Regions from separate parts of the Homo sapiens genome. Here regions 2, 3, 4, 5 and 6 are each linked to region 1. Evidence: chromatin contacts called from ENCODE Hi-C or POLR2A ChIA-PET data. All regions are on one chromosome and are shown on one strand. Each heading gives the region's core, a stretch centred on a gene start or an enhancer-like site at or near the end of the contact. The rest is flanking DNA. Distances are from core to core; before and after follow the strand shown. Region 1 holds the start of PIK3R2 (phosphoinositide-3-kinase regulatory subunit 2). Region 2 holds the start of SLC25A42 (solute carrier family 25 member 42). Region 3 holds the start of SUGP2 (SURP and G-patch domain containing 2). Region 4 holds the start of DDA1 (DET1 and DDB1 associated 1). Region 5 holds the start of PGLS (6-phosphogluconolactonase). Region 6 holds the start of COLGALT1 (collagen beta(1-O)galactosyltransferase 1).

Region 1 (3,051 bases), core at 188-2,687:
AGGAGGAAGGGAAGAGTGGGGAGGGGAGCGGAGTGAAATAGACCCATGGCTCAAAGTCATTGCAAGTGGGTTTTGAGGACTGCATAGCAGTTCGCTGTTGAGATTCTTCCTGATGCCATCGCTGGTACCAGCCTCCTGCTACCCTCTCCCTGCGAGTACTCCATCATAGCCCTGCCTTTAAAAGCTTCCTCCAGACATCTGGGCCCTGAGCTATGTTTTTTATTTTTATGTTTTTGAGACAAGGTCTCGCTCTGTAACCCAGGTTGGAGTACAGTGGCGCAATCACGGCACATTGCAGCCTCGACCTCCTGGGCGCCCTGGGCTATGTTAATAAAATAAATAAGCGGCGGGGCGCGGTGGCTCACGCCTGTAATCCCAGCACTTTGGAAGGCCAAGGCGGGCGGATCTCCTGAGGTCGGGAGTTCCAAACCACCCTGACCAACATGGAGAAACCCCGTCTCTACTAAAAATACAAAATTAGCCGGGCGTGGTGGCGCATGCCTGTAATCCCAGCTGCTCGGGAGGCTGAGGCAGGAGAATCGCTTGAACTCGGGAGGTGGAGGTTGCGGCGAGCCGAGATAGCGCCATTGCACTCCAGCCTGGGCAACAAGAGCGAAACTCCGTCTCAAAAAATAATAACAAAATAAGCAATCGTCGCGTCCTTTCTATCCTGGTCTTAGCTTGCGCTCTGCCATAAAACTCCCTCTAGCCGAACCCGGCCCAGCCCTAGAGCAATCCGTTACTTCCGGGGCGCTCAGCCGGCATGCAAACACTCTTGGCTACAGCCCCATCTCCGAGTGCGTTCGGCTATTTCCGGAAACCGTCGGCATCTAGGCTCAAGTCCGCTAAATTCTAGTGCCCGTAGGGGTCGAGATCGTTGGCTGTTTCCGGACGCTCTGGGTTGCCATGGAAACTCCTTCAACCCTGGCTTTCTCCGACTTCTGCTTTTTGCGGCAGGCCCTTTCCCCACTCTACTGCCCCCTGTTTGCTGAGCTTGAGAACGCCTCATTTGTCCCCTGGAACCATCTATGCTTCAGTAATTCCCATAAGCTGGCGGTCGCCTCTGGGTCTAAACTCCCAAGGCCTCCATTGGGCACTGAGCACATTCGGTTATTTCCAGAAACGCTCCGCGGTCTTGGGGATCAGCCTCAGTTGTGCCAGTGCGGCCGTAGAGAGTGTTCGGCCATTTCCGAAAGCGCTCGGGCGTCTCTAAGCCCAGCCGAGCCCAGTCTCGGATCCCTCGCCGACCCGATTGCACTCGGCTACCTCTGGAAACGCTCGGCTGTCTCGGGGGCACCCTCTAGTCCACCAGTCCCGCGGGATTACGTTCGGCTACTTCCGGAAACACTCGGGTGCCCCCTTACCTCAGGCTCCGCCTCGGCCTCGGTTCATCCGCCCGGCTCGAATGCGCTCGGGCATTTCCGCCGGGGGCGGGCCAGGCCGCTCGGAACCGTGGCGGCGGCGGAGGCGGGGATCCCGCGGCTGCGGCGACGGTGGCCGCGGTGGAGCCACGGGGCGGGCTTGGCTTGGTGTGACGGCGGCTGCGGCGGCGGTGGCGGCCGCGACCAGGTGAGTCCTGACTGGCCCTCGTGGCGGGGGCGGCTGGGAGTGTGCTTAAATGCGGGGCGCCCGGGGGCAGTGCCGGGCCCCGGTGGAAGCCAGAACGCAAGCGCCAGGCTGCGTCGGGCCCCGCGGGAACTGGGGGGGCCGCAGGCAAGGGGGGGCCTCGGGCTCGGCTCCGCAGCGGTGCAGCCTCCTTGGGACGGTCGGGGCAGAATGGGGAGAGACTCCCCGCGTCCAAGATACCGGACTGGAGCCGAGGCCCCAAATGAAGGGAGGCCCTGCCTGGAATGGGGCTTCGAATAGTACCGAGGGGCGCCCAGGCATTGTGCGGGGCAGAATGGGGTGCGGGAGGGCCGGGGGTCGAACCCACTTCCGGTCCCCTAGCCGGGTGGCCGGGTCCACGCAGACCCAAGTGCGCGTCTGTGTGAGCGCTCAGGCCCTGCCTTCACCCGCGGAGCCCCCAGCCCTGCCTGCCCCGCCCCTCCCGCCTCCCGGATTCGGGGAGCGCTGCTCCCGGGGCGCGCACACCGGGGCGTGGGGGCGGGCTGGCAGGCAGATCCAGGCGGTTTTCTGGGCATCCCCTCTCGGGGCCTCAGTTTCCCCACCTGTAGAATGAGGGTAACAGAGGCCTAGGAATGGGTAAATTGGGCACCCGAGAATGTGGCGCCCCTCCGCCCTGCTCGGACACCTCTTGGGGTTCCCCGTGACTGAAGGATGCTCAGAGCCTCCACCTGACACTCGGGCCTCTTGGTGGATAGCACCTATCCTTATAGCCACCCTGAATCCTTGACAAGCAACTTAACCCACTGCCAAGGCTTTGCATGTGCCGTTCCGTCTGCCTGTCGCGCCTTCCTATCCGCTGTGATGATCCATTCTCTAGAACAGCACGTCCATCCCCCGACCCTAGCCCTGTCCATCACAGGGCGTCTGAACCCGCAGGGCTAGGCTGGGAATGTGTGCCTATCTCCGCCTCCCCAGGCTGGGACTCCTGGGGAATAATCAATGCCCTGCTGCCGGCAGCCTCCCCTCCTCCTCAGCTGCAGTACCCCCACCTTCTCCTGGCTCCCTGTCCCTGCCTGGGGCTAAGGTTCCTTCTAAGCACCTCCCCATCTGCATTTTGTGCCTACTCTGGGCCCCAGGCTGGAGCTACCTGCCAGCCCACTCACTCCTCCTCTGCAGAGACTGGAGGTCCATTTGCTTGGACTCACCTCGAGGCCTTTGCTTGTGTAGAGGCCTCTTCCTGGACTTTGTTCCCTACCTCTTAGTTCAGCTGGCCTGACCCCTCTATGGAGCTCCCAAAGCACCCGGAGTGGCCTCCATTGCGTCCTCCCTGCCCTAGGTATCTGGCCACCTGGCTGCTGCCCCCTCATGTCCAACTGGGCCAAGTCGGCAGATCTAGGTGTAAGTCCTGGCTTCCTCCTGGCCTACTGCACGGCCCTAGATACCTCCCTGCTCTGAGCCTCAGTTTCCCCATCTGTAACAGGGGTG
Region 2 (3,051 bases), core at 384-2,883, 910 kb after region 1:
TGGCCTTGGGCTAGTGATTTCCCGTCACATCCTCCCCATTTGAAACTTGTGGATCACACACTTAGCAGGGGCTTGTGCAGCCCTGAAATGTGAGCCCTTTCTAAGGTTGGTTTCAGCCTTGCTCCCTCCCAGGATTCCCTGGTTCTGAACTTGATCTCCACCAACCCTGGCCAGCACCTAGAGGAAATAAGAGCTGGTATCTGGAAACATTTGTAGCCCTCTCCATCCTGAAGATGAAGGGTGAGTCATAGAACAGAGTGGCTTCGGGGGAGGTGCCGATGACACAGCCATGCCTGGGATGGCAGGTGTCTCCCTAAACTGCCGGCATTTTTCTGCACTTCACAGAGGAGCTGAGGCTCACAGGCCGCACATGACCTGCTCAGGGTCAAATGCTTTCACCAGATAATTAAAATGAGAGCTGAGTTGTAAATTTTCCCAGGGAAGCAACCCCAGAGAGGAAAGATCAAGGCATAGGAATCATTTTCCCCCCTCTTTTCCAAATGAAACAGCTGAGGCTCACAAGGGCTTTTGCCCAAGGTTGTGTGGTGGGCCAGTGATTGGACAAGGATTCAAACCCAGGTCTCTGAGGCCCCCAGTGGCTCTTCTCTGACACACTCTTTCCAAAAAGCAGGCTGCTCTAGATTCATTCTCTGGTTTAGCAACCAGAGAATGCTGTGTAACCTTGGGCAAGGAGCTTGACCTCTCTGTGCTCTGGTTTCTGTAAAAGGAGCCAGTGGTCTCTCTGACCTCATGGGATTGTGGTTAAGATTCAGTTAATTCAAAAAAAGACTTGGCAGGGAGAAGGCCCAACAGGGATGTCACTGGATACCGTGGCGGGGAAAGCTGGGACGCAGAGAGGTCAGACACTCAGAAAACCACGCAGCGCGTTTCAGTAGGATTCCGCCCCTTATTTCCATGTCTTCACACCACCTCGAGATGGAGAGGGCAGTTCAGAGTGACCTCCAGCGAATCTGCCCTCTCCGTGTCGTCTGCAGGGGATTAGTGGGGAGTAAGGGGATAGAGAATTATCCAGGAGTCCTTCAGCCTTGATGGTCCAAGTTCACATCCGCTTCTGTGCTAGGTGGCCAGAGGGCGGGCTCTACACGAGAGCCTCAGGGGACCCTGCGCCAGGCGTCCGAGGCCACGTCGGGTTGCCGCGCTCCGGGTCGGACTGCACCTTGAACGCTCCAGCCCTCCCCTGGGGGCGTACCGCCCACGGCCGCTGCGACTGGCCGCGGGGCCTGCCAGTCTTCGGCTTTGCGGCCAATCCCGGTCTCCCCCCAAGCTACGCCCTCCGTTCCTCTCGCCTCTGCCCCACCGGTAGCGCCAGTTTCTTCGTAGCCCCGCCCCTGGCCCCCAGCGATTGGCCGACAGTTCTGCCTGTTTTCTGCCAAGATTCCAATCCTCGCCTGCCTCCAGGCCCTCGCCTCCCAGCGCCTAGCACCCTGAGGGACCACTCAGGCACCCCAGGCCTCTCCCAATAGCCCCACCTCTGCCAATCAGCGATTGGCTTTAGGGGCTGCCCATCTGCTTCATACTCGCCAATCACTGTCGCTTCCAGCGCTGACTGGCCAGGGAGCAGCCAATCGGGGCGTGGCGTGGACCCCTCCCGTGGCGCGCTCTGGGGGTGCGCGAGGCGGGGCCGTGGCGGCTGGAGGTAGCGGCGGCGGCGACGCGTCCGGGCCGGTGAGGGGGCGCGGGGGGCGCCGGGGGGGCCCAAGCGTCAGCGGCCCGCGCCTGTCGGGCTGAACTGAGGTGAGGCACGGGTCCTGTCATGGATCCCGGGGCGAGGGGCGGATGAGGCGGGGCATGACAGTAGCGTCGCGAGGGCAGGAAGAGGTTAAAGACCCCCCCCAACCCCACACTCCACGTCTACTGCCCCCTGGGGGCTACTGCATCCAGGTTTGAGCCCGTCACCCGCAGTCCACGCACGCCTGACACCACGTCCCTTTTCGTTGACATCCCCCATACACTTTAGACTGTCCTTGCTGACATCTCCCACACCCCTGGGGCCTTGTCCCCGGCGCCCCGCACAGCTGGGTCTGACATCCCCCTCACACACCTGACACCGCGCCCCCACTCACGAACACCCGCCCCCACTCACGAACACCCCCCACATCACCTGAGTCTGTCCTTGTCGATGACACCCCCACACCCACACCTGAGCCTGTGACTCCTAACTCATGGCCTCGCAACTCACACCTGGACCTAGTCCCGTCCCCCACTGCCTTTCCTCATATCCAGGTATCTGCTCGCTACTCTCGTGCCCACTCCCCCAGCAACCTGTGTCTCTCTTCTCAGGGACCTTCCCCCTGGCACCTGCCCTCTGCCCTGGCAGCCCCACACCTCTGTCTCCCCCTTTTCTCTCTCCCACCTTGGGCTTTCTTCCACGTGCACCTGTGTTCGCACACCCTCTGTAATAATCCCCCCGAATCCCCCAGGTCCTCCAATAGTCCCCCAAGCCTTGGTATCTCAGGATCGCTGCACCCTCCCCTCCCCAAACAAAAGCTTACCCCAGTGTTCATTTCTAACAGTGCTTGACAGTCTATAAAGTGATTTCCGGACCTTAGAATAATCCCATCTGTCAGACCAAACCGGAATCATCTCCATTTTACCAGCCACAGACCTAAACCACTTGAATGCTAGAGGCAGAGCCTATTCTACCCTGGGCATCGCTGACCCTCTGCTGTGGACCCACCGCGTTTGGGCCCATCTGTTATGTTTATCTCAGAGGGATTGGCAGGAGTCGTGACTTTGACTGGGTCCGGAAAGGCTTAGCTGGAAGGGACGGCCCCTCTGCCAAGCGTGTGTCTCGGAGTCCTGGGGCAGGCTGGCGGTGGAGACGCTGCCGGAGGAGGGGGGCTCATCATCTTGGGTGCCTCCTGCAGGATGCCGGAGAGGGGGTTGCCGGGGCCGGGGCTCCCAGCTCTTGCAGACCCGGGACCCCTCTCCGACACTCCCTGGGCCCTTGAAGCCGATAAAGAGTAAGGAAACACTCTTTAGAGTGAGGCAAACTAATGTTTCAGCTGTTTAAAGCTAACCTGCAAAACG
Region 3 (3,051 bases), core at 297-2,796, 880 kb after region 1:
GCTGAAAAGGAGCAAGACAAACCTTCTCTGGGCCCATCTCCTTGGAATCCATTAAAAGCAGCTCTGTGAAAGCAGTTCTATCTGCTGGAGGAAGGTGTCAACCAACACACATAACTGAGCATAACAGAGTAGGAAGGGTGGGACCACAACCCTCGCAAATCGTGGTTAGGAAAGAAGAGATCAATCTTTTTTTTTTTTTTCTTCCTTTTTTTGAGACTCTCCCTGTTGCCCAGGCTGGAGTGCAGTGGCATGATCTCGGCTAACTGCAACCTCCGCCTCCTGGACTCAAGCAATTCTCCTGCCTCAGCCTCCTGAGTAGCTGGGATTACAGGAGTCCGCCACCGCATCCGACTAATTTTTATATTTTAGGTAGAGATGGAGTTTCACCATGTTGGCCAGGCTGGTCTTGAATTCCTGACCTCAAGTGATTCGCCCGCTTCGGCCTCCCAAAGTGCTGGGATTCCAGGCCGTGAGCCACTGCGCCTGGCCCAGGATCACTCTTTTCCCATTCACAGACTCAGCAGGGCACAGAGGCTCTGAGAACTTCCTTCCCTTCTAAAAGAAGCCTCTTGACAGTGAGTGGCGGGACCCCCAACCAATGACAATGAACTAGTGACAGTTCATTCTGCGCTGGGTCCTTGCGCGATCTCCCAACCACCCACTGAAGAGGCGGGTCCTGTTATGAATGACATTAGGGTGAGGAGGCAAAGGGAGACAGACTCAACGACCCATTCAAGACCAGACAGCCCAGATTTGAACCTGGCAAAAAGGGTATTCGTGCATCCAAAGCCCCGAAGAATGAGTAAAAAGATTAAGCAACATTTTGGGGTCCAGGGGCTGCATCCTTAACCATCAAGATATCCCGCTTCGCAAAACCTCCAACTTCAAGAGACAACCCGTAGGGTCCATTTCCCATCACGATCACCGCCTCCCCCACCCGCCTCCCCCAGTCCCATCCTTCAGCCCTTTTCCCGGGGCGCCCCCTTGTTCTCTGCTGGCAAAGGGCAGGGTTCCCGGGTCAGGTGACCCAGGTTCAAATCACACGATTCTAAGCTTTCTGTGCTTCCGTTTCCCCACCTATGGAATGGGCAGCCAGTAAAGGGGCTGGTGTGGGGGCTGAACCGGTTCTAAAGAGGGCAAGGGCCCGATGCAGCGCTGGGCGCCGTTATCTCCTCCCGAGCGGGGGCCGCTCCGAGTTCGGGAGGAATGAATGAACGACTGAACCAATGAGCCTTTGTGGACGCGGCCCGCCGTCTCCCGGCCTCTGCGGGCGAGGAAATGGGGGCGCCGGGCCCGGGAGGCCGCAGCCGGCCACCCAGGCCAACCCGGCGGGGACGCGGCCGCCGCCGCAGCCAGAGGGCCGAGCCTGCGACGCCATCACGGAGCCCGGGGCGGGCCCCCAAGGCCGAGCCCGAGCTTCCCACCCCGGGAGCCACCCACCGACGACGCCAGGGCCCGGGCCTCACCCCGAGACCACCGCGCGCGGAGCCACCCCCGCCGCCGCCTCAGGCTCCTCACCCGCCGCCGCCGCCGCGCGAGGCGGGGACATGCAAATGAACCAACGGTCTCCGCAGCGCCGCGCCGCGCAGGCGCAAGCCGCCGCCGAGTCCTGGTGCGCAGGCGCGGGCCGCCGCGGCCCGGCTCTCTTGCGCAAGCGCGCTGTCCGCTTCTTCTGGGCGGACGCTCTGGAGGCAAAACATTTCCCTGCTGGGGGCGGCGACCACCGTGAGCGTCCCGGAAGGGGCGGCAAAGACGCCTCCGTCGCGCACGAGGTGGCCTCGTTGGCTTTACCTTGGTTCGCGGTCGTCCTTGGTTATCGTGAGCGTCCGCGAGTCTCTGGGAGGCCAAGCCTAGGGGCGCCACAGCGCCTGCGCGCGTACGGCGGCCGGAAGGGGCTAGAGGCGGCTCCCTGGGTGACAACCGCGCGCCCCACCTTTCCCCACGTGGCCGCGAAGACCGGGTGAGACGCTGCGGCTGCCGAGGCCTGTCCCGCGCGGAGTGGGGAGTGGGGGTGCCGCAGGGTCGGGCTGGCGCGACCCTCGGGTACGTGGTTTGGGGGGAAAAAAAAAATGAAAGAATTTTACAGAAGCCGCCTGGGGACAAAATCCTCGGCTTCCCTGGCATTCGCTTTATTTTCATTCATTTTATTTATTCATTCAGCACCTGTGCACTGAGTGCCTGCTGCGTGTCGGGCCCCGTCCTAGGCAGTGGGGACAAGGAGGCTACAGGGTACAAATAAATGAGTGAACGATGTTGCTCTAGATACAGGTAATGGTGTGCAAATAATAACAGAGTGATGGGACGGGAAAGCAGGGCTGCTCTTTATCTAGAAGTGGTTTTGAAGGCTGTCTCTTGAGTGCTGGGAAGGATGAGAAAGGCGGGGAAGAGGAACTTGGAAGGCTTAGATAGAGAAGGTGCGGATAAGGAGGCTGGGTTTTGTTCTGAGAGGGTTGGGAAGCCACTACCGGGCTTTGAGCACGTGAGTGAGGTGGAGTCTAGGCTCTGGGAGTGGCAGGTGACGCCGCCCTTAGGGGAGGCTGGTGTTTGAACCAGAGTGGGTGTGGCTGGTAGAGGGACATGTGGATGGAGTCTTTTAGAGTCCCCAGCATGTCATGGCACACGTTTAATTTTCTTTTGAGACGGAGTCTTTCTCTGTCGCCCAGGCTAGAGTGTAGTGGCATGATCTTGACTCACTGCAACCTCCACCTCCCGGGTTCAAGGGCTTCCCCTGCCTCAGCCTCCCGAGTAGCTGGGACTACAGGTGCGCAACACCGCACCTGGCTAAATTTTGTATTTTTTTTTTTTTTGAAACGGAGTCAAAAGGAGTTCAAGCGATCTCCTGCCTCAGCCTCCTGAGTAGCTGGGATTACCGGTGTGCACTATCTTGCCTGGCCTTTTTTTTTTTTTTTGAGACGGAGTCTCGTTCTGTCACCCAGGCTGGAGTGCAGTGGCGCAATCTCAGCTCACTGCAAGCTCCGTCTCCTGGGTTCAGGCCATTCTCCTGCCTCAGCCTCCCGAGTAGCTGGAAATACAGGCACCCGCCACCACGCC
Region 4 (3,051 bases), core at 322-2,821, 840 kb before region 1:
GACTTGCCTTTTTGAAGAATGCAGTCAGGGAAGTCTTGGAGGAAATGGCAAGGTCTGGGAGAGCCCAGACATAGAAGGAATTGGTTAGAGGTGAGGACACAGGTGGGCAATGAAGACCGCAGGTGCCCATAAATGGGGCCAAGGAGGTGGGATTGAATACTAGGGAGTTACGGGAGGTGGTTGAGCAAGACGGTGTCGAGGAGGAGCTAGGGAGTGTTATGGTTCTTATCTTCTAGGGCTGCTTTAAAAACGTAATAAACACAAGAAGATGCCGGCACGATGGCTCCCAGAACTTTGGGAAGCCAAGTCTGGAGGATTGCTTGAGGCCAGAAGTTCGAGACCAGCTTGGGAAACATAGCAAGACCCCTGTGTCTTTTTTTTTTTTTTCTTTTGAGAGGGAGTTTAGCTCTTGTTGCCCAGACTGGACTGTAGTGGCTTAATCTCGGCTGACTGACACCTCCGCCTTCTGGTTTTAAGCGATTCTCCTGCCTCAGCCTCTTGAGTAGCTGGGATGACAGGCGCCCGCCACCACGCCCGGCTAATTTTTGTATTTTAGTAGAGATGGGGTTTCACCATGTTGGCCAGGCTGGTCTCAAACTCCTGACCTCGTGATCCGCCCGCCTCGGCTTCCCAAAGTGCTGGGATTGCTGGGATTACAGGCGTGAGCCACCGTGCCCCGCCTTTTTTTTTTTGAGACAGAGTCTCCCTCTGTCCGCCAGGCTGGAGTGCAGTGGCGCGATCTCAGCTCACTGCAAGATCCGCCTCACTCACGGTTCACGCCGTTGTCCTGCTTCGGCCTCCGGAGTAGCTGGGACTACAGGCGTCCGCCACCACGCCCGGCTAATTTTTTGTATTTTTAGTAGAGACGTGGTTTCACCGTGTTAGCCAGGACGGTCTCGATCTCCTGACCTCGTGATCCACCCGCGTCGGCCTCCCAAAGTGCTGGGATTACAGGCGTGAGCCACTGCGCCCGGCTGGCTTTTTTTTTTTTTTTTTGAGACTGATTTTCGCTCTTGTTGCCCAGGCTGGAGTGCAATGGCACGATCTTGGCTCACTGCAACCTCCGCCTCCCGGGTTCAAGTGATTCTCCTGCCTCAGCCTCCCTACTAGCTGGAATTACAGGCGCAGAGATGGGGTTTCACCATGCTGGCCAGGCTGGTCTCGAACTGCTGACCTCAGGCGATCTACCCGCCTCGGCCTCCCAAAGTGCTAAGATTACAGGAGTGAGCCACCGCACCCGGCCGAACCTCGCATCTTAAAAACACACAGACACACAAAAGCTCTAGAGAGCCTCGCGGAGCTGTAAACTACAGCTCCCAAGAGACTTCGCGGCCGAGGCCTCCGCCCACTTCCGGATCTCACTTTCATTGCTTCCAAGTACCGGGAGGTGCTTTGCTTCTTCAACCGAACTTGACCACAATGGGAGGAGGCGTGGCAACCAATGGGCGCATGAGTTAGCTGGATGCGGCCAATGGAAGCGTGCAAAGCGCTCCTATGTGGGGGCGGGGCTAGACTGCACACCAATGACAGGGAGGTGGTGGCGCCATCAGTGTGGGCTGTGCCGTGGCTGGAAGTTACTGTGAGGCGGCGGCTAAGAAGGCGGCTCTGGTGGCGGCGGTGGAGGCTGAGGCGGCGGCCGAGGCGGCGACGGAGGAAACAGAAGATGGTGAGGATGGCCTCCAGGCCCCCACTCCCCCTCTGCTAGACAAAATGGCGCTGTGGTCCCACCCACCTCTAGTATCCCCCTAGGCCCCTCTCCGTTCTGCCCGGTCCCCTCAGGTCCGGCCCGCCCCTCCCACTCACCTGTGACCTTCGACCCCCGGACCCTACCGAGAGCTTCCTGCTGATCCCACTGCCACTCCTTCTCCGACCCCTGACCCCATCCAGGATACCAAGCCCTGACAACTCATTCATTTCCGGGTTGCGGCTCCCCCCGGAAATCGTCTGGGGTGGGGATGGGGTCCCGTAAGACCCCCTGGTCTGGCCTCGTTCTCAGCACGCCGGACCTGGATCTCTTCAGTTCAGGAGAATTTGGGAGGCCGGCCTGGGCCCCGGGGCGGGGGAGGGGGCTTGGCACCGCGATATGCAGGGCTTTGTCGCCAAAGGAAGTGCGACATCGCCGATTGTCCCGGTTCCCCGGGCCCTGACCCCACCTCCACCATTCTGGGCCCTTACCCGCCTCTAAGAATGAAAAACTTTTATCTCCGATCCGCATGGATTGTCCCTGTGAAATGAGGGTAGCAGTAGTCTGAACCTCTTAGGGTGGTGACAATTTAGGTAACTGACGTCGTAAAGGACTCAGGATAGTGAATGCTCAACAGATGAGCTGGGTGACTCGAGGCCAGTGACGTTCTCTTCTAGCTGTCCCCTCATTATGAAGTGTGGATCGTCCCCACCTGGCTGTTGGAAGGTTGAAATTCCTTCAGGGTTCCTCAGTCATCCTGGAATTTGGGTCTGGTGGTTCTTCGGGGTTCAGTCTCCCCACCTGAAAAGTGGGATGGTGACCCACCCTCAGAGTGGAACTAAAGCCTCTCCACAACCCCCATTAGTTGGCATCCTGAGGGCTGGGAAGGGTGATGGGAAGCTTGGTCAAGATACCTCAAGTCTCCTTTGTCCCCTGACCCAGAGTCCCAGCCCACAATCCACAGTCCTTGGGATGTGGTGGGGATGAAAGGAAGACTCCCTTTCAGGAAGGAAATGGGAAGGTGGGTTCCTAGTGTGCGGGTCCCCAAGCCTGGGAGTTGTCCTTGATACCTTGGTACAGTCTCATCCCTACAGCCAATCATAAGTGGATTAGATTGTCTCTGCCTTCTGAACACACCTGAATTCATCCATGGCTTCATGCCCTGTTGCAGGTACTGCCACTTCCCACCTGCATACCTGTCCCAGCTTCTTCCCTGGTCTCCTAGCCTTGCTCTCACCCCTTTGGCAGTTCATAATTCACCTGAACCAGAAGGAACTTTTTTTTTGGAGTCAGGGTCTCACTCTGGCGCCCAGACTGGAGGCTCAAGAGATCCCCACACCAGGCTCATTTTTGTACTTTTTGGAGAG
Region 5 (3,051 bases), core at 176-2,675, 640 kb before region 1:
TACTGCCATCTTAACAATATTATACTTTCCAATCCATGAACGTGGAATGTCTTACCATTTATTTAGATCATCTTTAATTTTTTTTTTCACCAAAGTTTTAGTTCTTTTGCTTGTTTCGAGACAGGGTCTCACTCTATTGCCCAGGCTGGAGTGGAATGGCAGGAACACAGCTCACTGCAGCCTTAGTCTCCTGGGCTCAAGTGATCCTCCCACCACAGCCTCCCAAGTAGCTGGGACCACAGGCAGCTGCCACCGGGTCCAGCCTTGGCTTCCCAACGTGCTGGGATTACAGCTGTGAGCCACCAAGCCCAGCTACAGCTCTCAAGAAGTACAGTCTTGTACTTCTTTTATTAAATTTATGCCTACTTTATACTTTATGATGCTATGGTAAATGGAATTGTTTTCTTAATTTGCTACTGATTTTAAAATCCACTACCTGTGTGAGTTGAACTGCGCTTACACACATCACTGAAATATCCCACTCTCAGAAGTGGCCCAGCCTCCCCAGGCCCACCAGGCCTTCTTCCCCTTCCAGCCCTCTGTCCAGGCAAGAACTCGATTGGAGGCCTTTCTGGGCACTCAGAGGGACACACCACCACACTAGGAGGGTTAGCTTAAAAAATTCAACAAGCATGGCCAGGCGCAGTGGCTTTCGCCTGAATGCTACCACTTTGGGAGGCCGAGGCAGGAAGATCGCTTGAGCCCAGGGGTTCAAGATCAGCCTAGACCATATAGCAAGAGCCCGTCCGTCCGGAAAATGTAAAAAAAAAAAAAAAAAAAATTCAACAAGCATATTTTCATCCCCTACTTTTTTTTGAGATGGAGCCTCGCTCTGTCGCCCAAGCTGGGGTGCAGTGGCACGATCTCGGCTCACTGCAACCTCCGCCACCCCGGTTCAAGCGATTCTCCTGCCTCAGCCTCCCGAGTAGCTGGGACTACAGGCGCCCGCCACTACGCCCGGTTAATTTTTTGTGTTTTCAGTAGAGACGGGGTTTCACCGTGTTAGCCAGGATGGTCTCGATCTCCTGACCTCGTGATCCGCCCGCCTCGGCCTCCCAAAGTGTTGGGATTACAGGCGTCAGCCACCGCGCCCGGCGGTGCAGGAATTTTAAAACTCACCAAAATACGCCCTCCTTCAGAAAATCCCTGCCACCTCGATAGGACGTCCTCTTCTTGAGCTCCCCTCTCCGGCCCTCCCTGATACAGCAAGGTTGAGCATTCGGGCACTGGCTTCCCGAACTCACTTCGACTCAGGCACAGCAGGCAAAGATTCAATGGGTAGGGCCGGACCGACTGCCCGACCTTCGCGGTGCTTCACTTGCCTCACTGCGCATGTGCCAAAGACAATCACCCAAAGTACTCGAAACCAAGCGGCAGGGCCGGCCCTTGCGCAGGCGTACTAGCGACGGCCGTAGGGAGCGCTTCCTCCTCCCCGCCGCCGCCCTCGCCATGGCCGCGCCGGCCCCGGGCCTCATCTCGGTGTTCTCGAGTTCCCAGGAGCTGGGTGCGGCGCTAGCGCAGCTGGTGGCCCAGCGCGCAGCATGCTGCCTGGCAGGGGCCCGCGCCCGTTTCGCGCTCGGCCTGTCGGGCGGGAGCCTCGTCTCGATGCTAGCCCGCGAGCTACCCGCCGCCGTCGCCCCTGCCGGGCCAGCTAGCTTAGCGCGCTGGACGCTGGGCTTCTGCGACGAGCGCCTCGTGCCCTTCGATCACGCCGAGAGCACGTACGGCCTCTACCGGGTGAGAGCTACGGGGGCCGCCGGGGATCACGCCGAGAGGGCCACAGCCACCGCCTACACCCCGGCTACGGAGGCCGCCGGGGGCCATGCCGAAAGGGCCGCGCCCACTGTCTGCACCTCGGCTACGGGGGCCACTGGGTATCATGCCAAGAGGGCCGTGCCCACTGCCTGCACCTCGGCTACGTGGGTCGCTGGGGGTCATGCCAAGAGGGCCGCGCCCACCGGTTGCCCTCGGCTACGGGGGCCACTGGGGGTCATGCCGAGATGGTCACGCCCACTGCCTGCACCTCGACTACGGGGGCCGCTGGGGGTCTAGCCGACAGGGCTCGCCCGCCTCCTGAACCCCGCCTACAGTGGGTCCCGCAGGACCTCACTGCGCCCTCTGCCTTTATCTAGGCAGGGCTAGAAATGGTCTACTTGCAGTCCGTCTTCCTGCTTCATCCGGTGGCCAGGCAGAGGGAACGGCACGGGCAAGGGCCTGGAAGGGAATCCGAGTGGCCCATGTCAAACGATGCCCATAACTCAGCCCCGTAGCGGACGGGGGCACGAGGAATCAGGTGTAGAGCCTGAATCTCAGGGTCCTGATCTCTAACCCCAGCGAGTTCTCGGGGATCCCTGGGCAGCTTTGCCGCTCTGATGGCTCTGCTTCCAGGCTGTTCATCTTTGGCTTTGAGCCTCAGGATTCTATAGAATCAGAGGAGCGCGCTCTTTTAAAGACAGGGTAACTGAGGCTTGGAGGAGCCTTGGCCTGGCCGAGGGAAGAGTGGGAGGGGCGGGCTCAAAGGCCAGGAACCTCAAGTCACTTGAGTCTGGCAGCGTCAAGGGACACCCCATGCTGGGTGTGCCGTCTTCTCTTTGCATAGAATCTTGAGCTGATGATGGTTTTGTGGGTTTTTTATTAAGAGAAAAGGCTTACTGAACGCTTTATATGCATCAATTCATGAGTCCGTACCACAGCCTATGAGATGTTACACTCATTTCACAGATGGAGAAACTGAGGCCAGAAGAGGTGAGCTTACCTGCCCAAGGCATCTAGTGACCAGAGGGGCAGCCAGGGTGTGATCCTGCCTCATCTGACTTCGTAGTTGGGTACACATTTAACTTCCGCCTTCCTGTGTGTGTTTTCCAAGAGCATCATTAAAAAGTTTTGGCCGGGTGCGGTGGCTCACGCGTGTAATCCCAGCACTTTGGGAGGCCGACGTGAGTAGATCACCTGAGGTCAGGATTTCGAGACCAGCCTGGCCAACATGGCAAAACTCTGTCTCTACTAAAAAAAAATACAAAAATTGGCTGGGTGCGGTGGCTCACGCTTGTA
Region 6 (3,051 bases), core at 414-2,913, 600 kb before region 1:
TCGGCCTCCGTAGTAGCTGGGATTACAGGCGAAGCGCCACCATGACCGGCTAATTTTTTGTGTTTTTAGAAGAGATGGGGGCTTCACCATATTGACCAAGCTGGTCTCGAACTCCTGACCTCAAGTGATCCGCCTGCCTCAGCCTCCCAAAATGCTGGGATTACAGGCGTGAGCCACTGCACCTGGCCTGTATCATTCTTAAAAATTAAGTTTTAGCGGGGCATGATGGCTCACTGGTAATCCCAGCAGTTTGGGAGGCTGAAGGGGGAGGATTACTTGAGACCAGGAGTTTGAGAACAGCCGGGGCAACATAGCGAGACTCCATCTCTACAAAAAATTTAAAAATTAGCTGGGCGTGGTTGAGTGCACTTGTAGTCCCAGCTACTTGGGAGGCTGAGGCAGGAGGATCAGTTGAGCCCAGGAGGTTGAGGCTGCAGTGAGCCATGATCATGTGATCATGCCACTGCACTCTAGCCTGAGCCACAGAGTAAGACCCTCTCTGTGAAAATAATAATAAGCTGGGCGCGGTGGCTCACGCCTGTAATCCCAGCACTTTGGGAGGCTGAGGTGGGCGGATCAGGAGGTCAGGAGTTCGAGACCAGCCTGGCCAATATGGTGAAACCCCATCTCTACTATAAACAAAAATTAGCCGGGCGTGGTGGCGCGTGCCTGTAGTCCCAGCTACTCAGGAGGCTGAAGCAGGAGAATCGCTTGAACCCGGGAGGCGGAGGTTGCAGTGAGCCGAGATCGCGCCACTGTACTCTAGCCGGGGCAATGGAGTGAGACGCTGTCTCAAAAAAAAAAAAAAAGAAAATAATAATAATAATAATAATAATGTTCAGATGTATTTTTTAAAGTTTTTATTGTTTTTAAAAATAGAGGCACGGTCTTGCTATGTTGCACCACTGCACTCCAGCCCGGGCAACAAAGCCAGACTCCGTCTCAAAAAAAAAAAAAAAAAAGTGTGATACTAAGTCAATCAATTTGAAAATGCGGCTCTAGAGTATTGGAAAACAATCCCTTGACAGCGTTTCCATGAAAACATGGCCCTTGTCTCTGGAAGAGCTTGTGCCCAGAACGGTCCATTATCATGCCCTGGCTCTATTTTCACGCCAACCCTATAGGGTCTCTATGATCTCATTTTATAGATGGACAGACTGAGGCTCACATATAGCAAGCCCAAGGCGGGGACTGAATGTGACGCCAGGTCTGTGGACGTCATGACCTTTATTCTCCACAACCCTCAATGACATCCCTGTGAGATCCAAAACCAGGATGGCAAAACCCACGTTGCAGCAGAGGAAACTGAGGCTAAGGTCTCTTGGGTCCCAAACCAGGTCCTAAGTAGCCAAGTCCGCCTGGTGGCACAGCCCGGGTTTTATACATGGGGAAATTGGGCGGCGCATCTGGCGGAGGTCTCAGTGGTAGGAGGCGCCTGGAGGAAGCGCGGGTTCCTAACCCTAACGCTACCCCTAACATCCCTTCCACGCGCTCCGAGCGCTATGTGCCTTTAAGATCGGTGCGGGGGCGGGGCGTCCTGGGTAGGGCTGCAGGTGACGTCACTCCGGGCCTTGGGACTCGGAGAGCGTCTGGAGGCGGGGCCTGGACTTCACGCCCGGCGCGCTCCTCCCCTTTAAGGCGCGCGGCCGGGCGGGGCCCCTATGACCCCTTTAAGGCGCGGCCAGAGTCCTCCCGCAGAAAAACGACTTAAAGGAGACGCGTGGCGCGATGGCGGCGGCCCCACGCGCGGGCCGGCGGCGCGGGCAGCCGCTCCTGGCGCTGCTGCTTCTGCTGCTGGCGCCACTGCCGCCGGGGGCCCCGCCGGGCGCCGACGCCTACTTCCCCGAGGAGCGCTGGAGCCCGGAGTCGCCCCTGCAGGCGCCGCGCGTGCTCATCGCGCTGTTGGCGCGAAACGCGGCCCACGCGTTGCCCACCACGCTGGGCGCACTCGAGCGGCTGCGGCACCCGCGGGAGCGCACGGCGCTATGGTGAGTCGAGCCCGCTGTCCCCATCAGGCGGGTCACGCGAGCCCCTGCTTGCTGTCCCCATAGGGGTGGGTCCACGCGAGCCCCTGCCCGCTGTCCTCTTCTGGGCGGGTCCGCGCGTGCTTCCTGCTCGCTACCCCCATCGGGACGGTTCTACGCATGCCCCTGCCCGCTGCCCCCATCGGGACGGGTCCACGCGTGCCCCCTGCCTGCTGTCCTCCCATGGGGCCAGACACAGCCCTCCCCACAACACAAGCGGGACCGAGTTCCTCCTGCTGGCTCCTTTGGGGTGGGCTGGGCACCGCTTCTGCCTGCTGGACCCTACTAGGGCAGCTCCGGCCTCACTAACTGGGGCTCTAACTCCCTCTGGGGCACGTACACCTCCAAAGGACGGAGCCCAGAGCCCCCACTGGGGCGTTGCCAGAGGCCACATCTAACAGCAAGCCTTTCTGTGCCGGCTGCTGCCCTTAAGCTTGAACTCAGCCTGGCTCCAGGCCCCAGTCAAACCCCTGCCCTCAGACCGGCGTGGGTGGAGTCCAGGACCAGATGGCCCAGGAGGAAGTGGATGCTTTCTTGGTAGGGAATGGGGCAGAGCTCTGAAGAAACCTTTGACTGGTGACTTCTCACTCCCTGCCTCAGTTTTCTCAAATGGAAAATGGGTCCGGGTGCAGTGGCTCACGCAGTAATCCTAGCAATTTGGGAGGCCAAGGTAAGCGGGTCACTTGAGCTCAGGAGTTCGACACCAGCCTTGCCAACATGGCAAAACCCCGTCTCTAGAAAAAAAATACAAAAATTAGCCAGGTGCGGTGGTGTGTGCCTGTAGTCCCAGCTATTCAGGAGGCTGACGCAGGAGAATCGCTTGAGCCCAGGAGTTCGAGGCTGCAGTGACCTATGATTGCACCACTGCACTCCAGCCTGGGCTACAGAGTAAGACCTGCCTCTAAAAAAAGAAAAAGAAAAGAAAATGAGCGTATTAATATAATTCTCTTTTTGGGTTTGTCTCTGAAGATTATCCAGTTAATGGATGTGGAGCCCTTGGGTCTGGCATGGGCTTGGCTCTCAGTGA

The links. A loop is a pair of places that touch in the nucleus more often than their neighbours do. ChIA-PET counts read pairs that join two places held with the same protein, here RNA polymerase II (POLR2A). Pooled maps may share reads with other maps.
Region 2: a loop to region 1 is called in a pooled map, with 8 times the contacts of the local background. The contact joins the promoter of SLC25A42 here to the promoter of PIK3R2 in region 1. A Hi-C loop is called at or near these places in 3 of 50 pooled maps. POLR2A ChIA-PET finds 5 or more read pairs at or near these places in 2 of 52 experiments (B cell and PC-3).
Region 3: a loop to region 1 is called in a pooled map, with 13 times the contacts of the local background. The contact joins the promoter of SUGP2 here to the promoter of PIK3R2 in region 1. A Hi-C loop is called at or near these places in 6 of 50 pooled maps.
Region 4: a loop to region 1 is called in a pooled map, with 8 times the contacts of the local background. The contact joins the promoter of DDA1 here to the promoter of PIK3R2 in region 1. A Hi-C loop is called at or near these places in 8 of 50 pooled maps.
Region 5: a pooled map shows a loop between it and region 1 (8-fold over the local background). The contact joins the promoter of PGLS here to the promoter of PIK3R2 in region 1. A Hi-C loop is called at or near these places in 4 of 37 single-sample maps with no recorded cell type and 6 of 50 pooled maps. POLR2A ChIA-PET finds 5 or more read pairs at or near these places in 1 of 52 experiments (A549).
Region 6: a pooled map shows a loop between it and region 1 (13-fold over the local background). The contact joins the promoter of COLGALT1 here to the promoter of PIK3R2 in region 1. A Hi-C loop is called at or near these places in 9 of 50 pooled maps.

What each region holds. Positions count from the first base shown.
Region 1 is chr19:18,151,726-18,154,776 of GRCh38, forward strand. It overlaps PIK3R2 (phosphoinositide-3-kinase regulatory subunit 2), which reads left to right and starts at 1,438. Exons shown (of 16, transcript NM_005027.4): 1 at 1,438-1,569. RefSeq lists enhancers at 189-268, 811-1,703, 1,009-1,288 and silencers at 1,399-1,778, 2,089-2,308.
Region 2 is chr19:19,062,361-19,065,411 of GRCh38, forward strand. It overlaps SLC25A42 (solute carrier family 25 member 42), which reads left to right and starts at 1,634. Exons shown (of 8, transcript NM_178526.5): 1 at 1,634-1,755. It overlaps LOC124904655 (a long non-coding RNA gene), which reads right to left and starts at 1,165. Exons shown (of 3, transcript XR_007067160.1): 1 at 830-1,165. RefSeq lists silencers at 1,106-1,275, 1,536-1,805.
Region 3 is chr19:19,031,971-19,035,021 of GRCh38, forward strand. SUGP2 (SURP and G-patch domain containing 2) reads right to left here and starts at 1,547. Exons shown (of 11, transcript NM_001017392.5): 1 at 1,467-1,547. ARMC6 (armadillo repeat containing 6) reads left to right here and starts at 1,633. Exons shown (of 9, transcript NM_001199196.2): 1 at 1,633-1,960; 2 at 2,161-2,268. The coding sequence starts at 2,240. RefSeq lists an enhancer at 279-780 and silencers at 707-786, 1,207-1,636.
Region 4 is chr19:17,307,992-17,311,042 of GRCh38, forward strand. DDA1 (DET1 and DDB1 associated 1) reads left to right here and starts at 1,572. Exons shown (of 5, transcript NM_024050.6): 1 at 1,572-1,666. The coding sequence starts at 1,664. RefSeq lists enhancers at 875-1,436, 1,158-1,347, 1,437-2,000 and a silencer at 1,788-1,887.
Region 5 is chr19:17,510,224-17,513,274 of GRCh38, forward strand. It overlaps PGLS (6-phosphogluconolactonase), which reads left to right and starts at 1,426. Exons shown (of 5, transcript NM_012088.3): 1 at 1,426-1,737. The coding sequence starts at 1,450. It overlaps PGLS-DT (PGLS divergent transcript), which reads right to left and starts at 1,666. Exons shown (of 3, transcript NR_147835.1): 1 at 1,120-1,666. RefSeq lists enhancers at 272-929, 930-1,586, 1,154-1,403, 1,897-2,191, 2,154-2,413 and 1 more and silencers at 1,464-1,593, 1,604-1,653, 1,897-2,191.
Region 6 is chr19:17,553,986-17,557,036 of GRCh38, forward strand. It overlaps COLGALT1 (collagen beta(1-O)galactosyltransferase 1), which reads left to right and starts at 1,664. Exons shown (of 12, transcript NM_024656.4): 1 at 1,664-1,988. The coding sequence starts at 1,729. It also overlaps a transcript of NIBAN3 not described here. RefSeq lists a silencer at 1,742-1,831.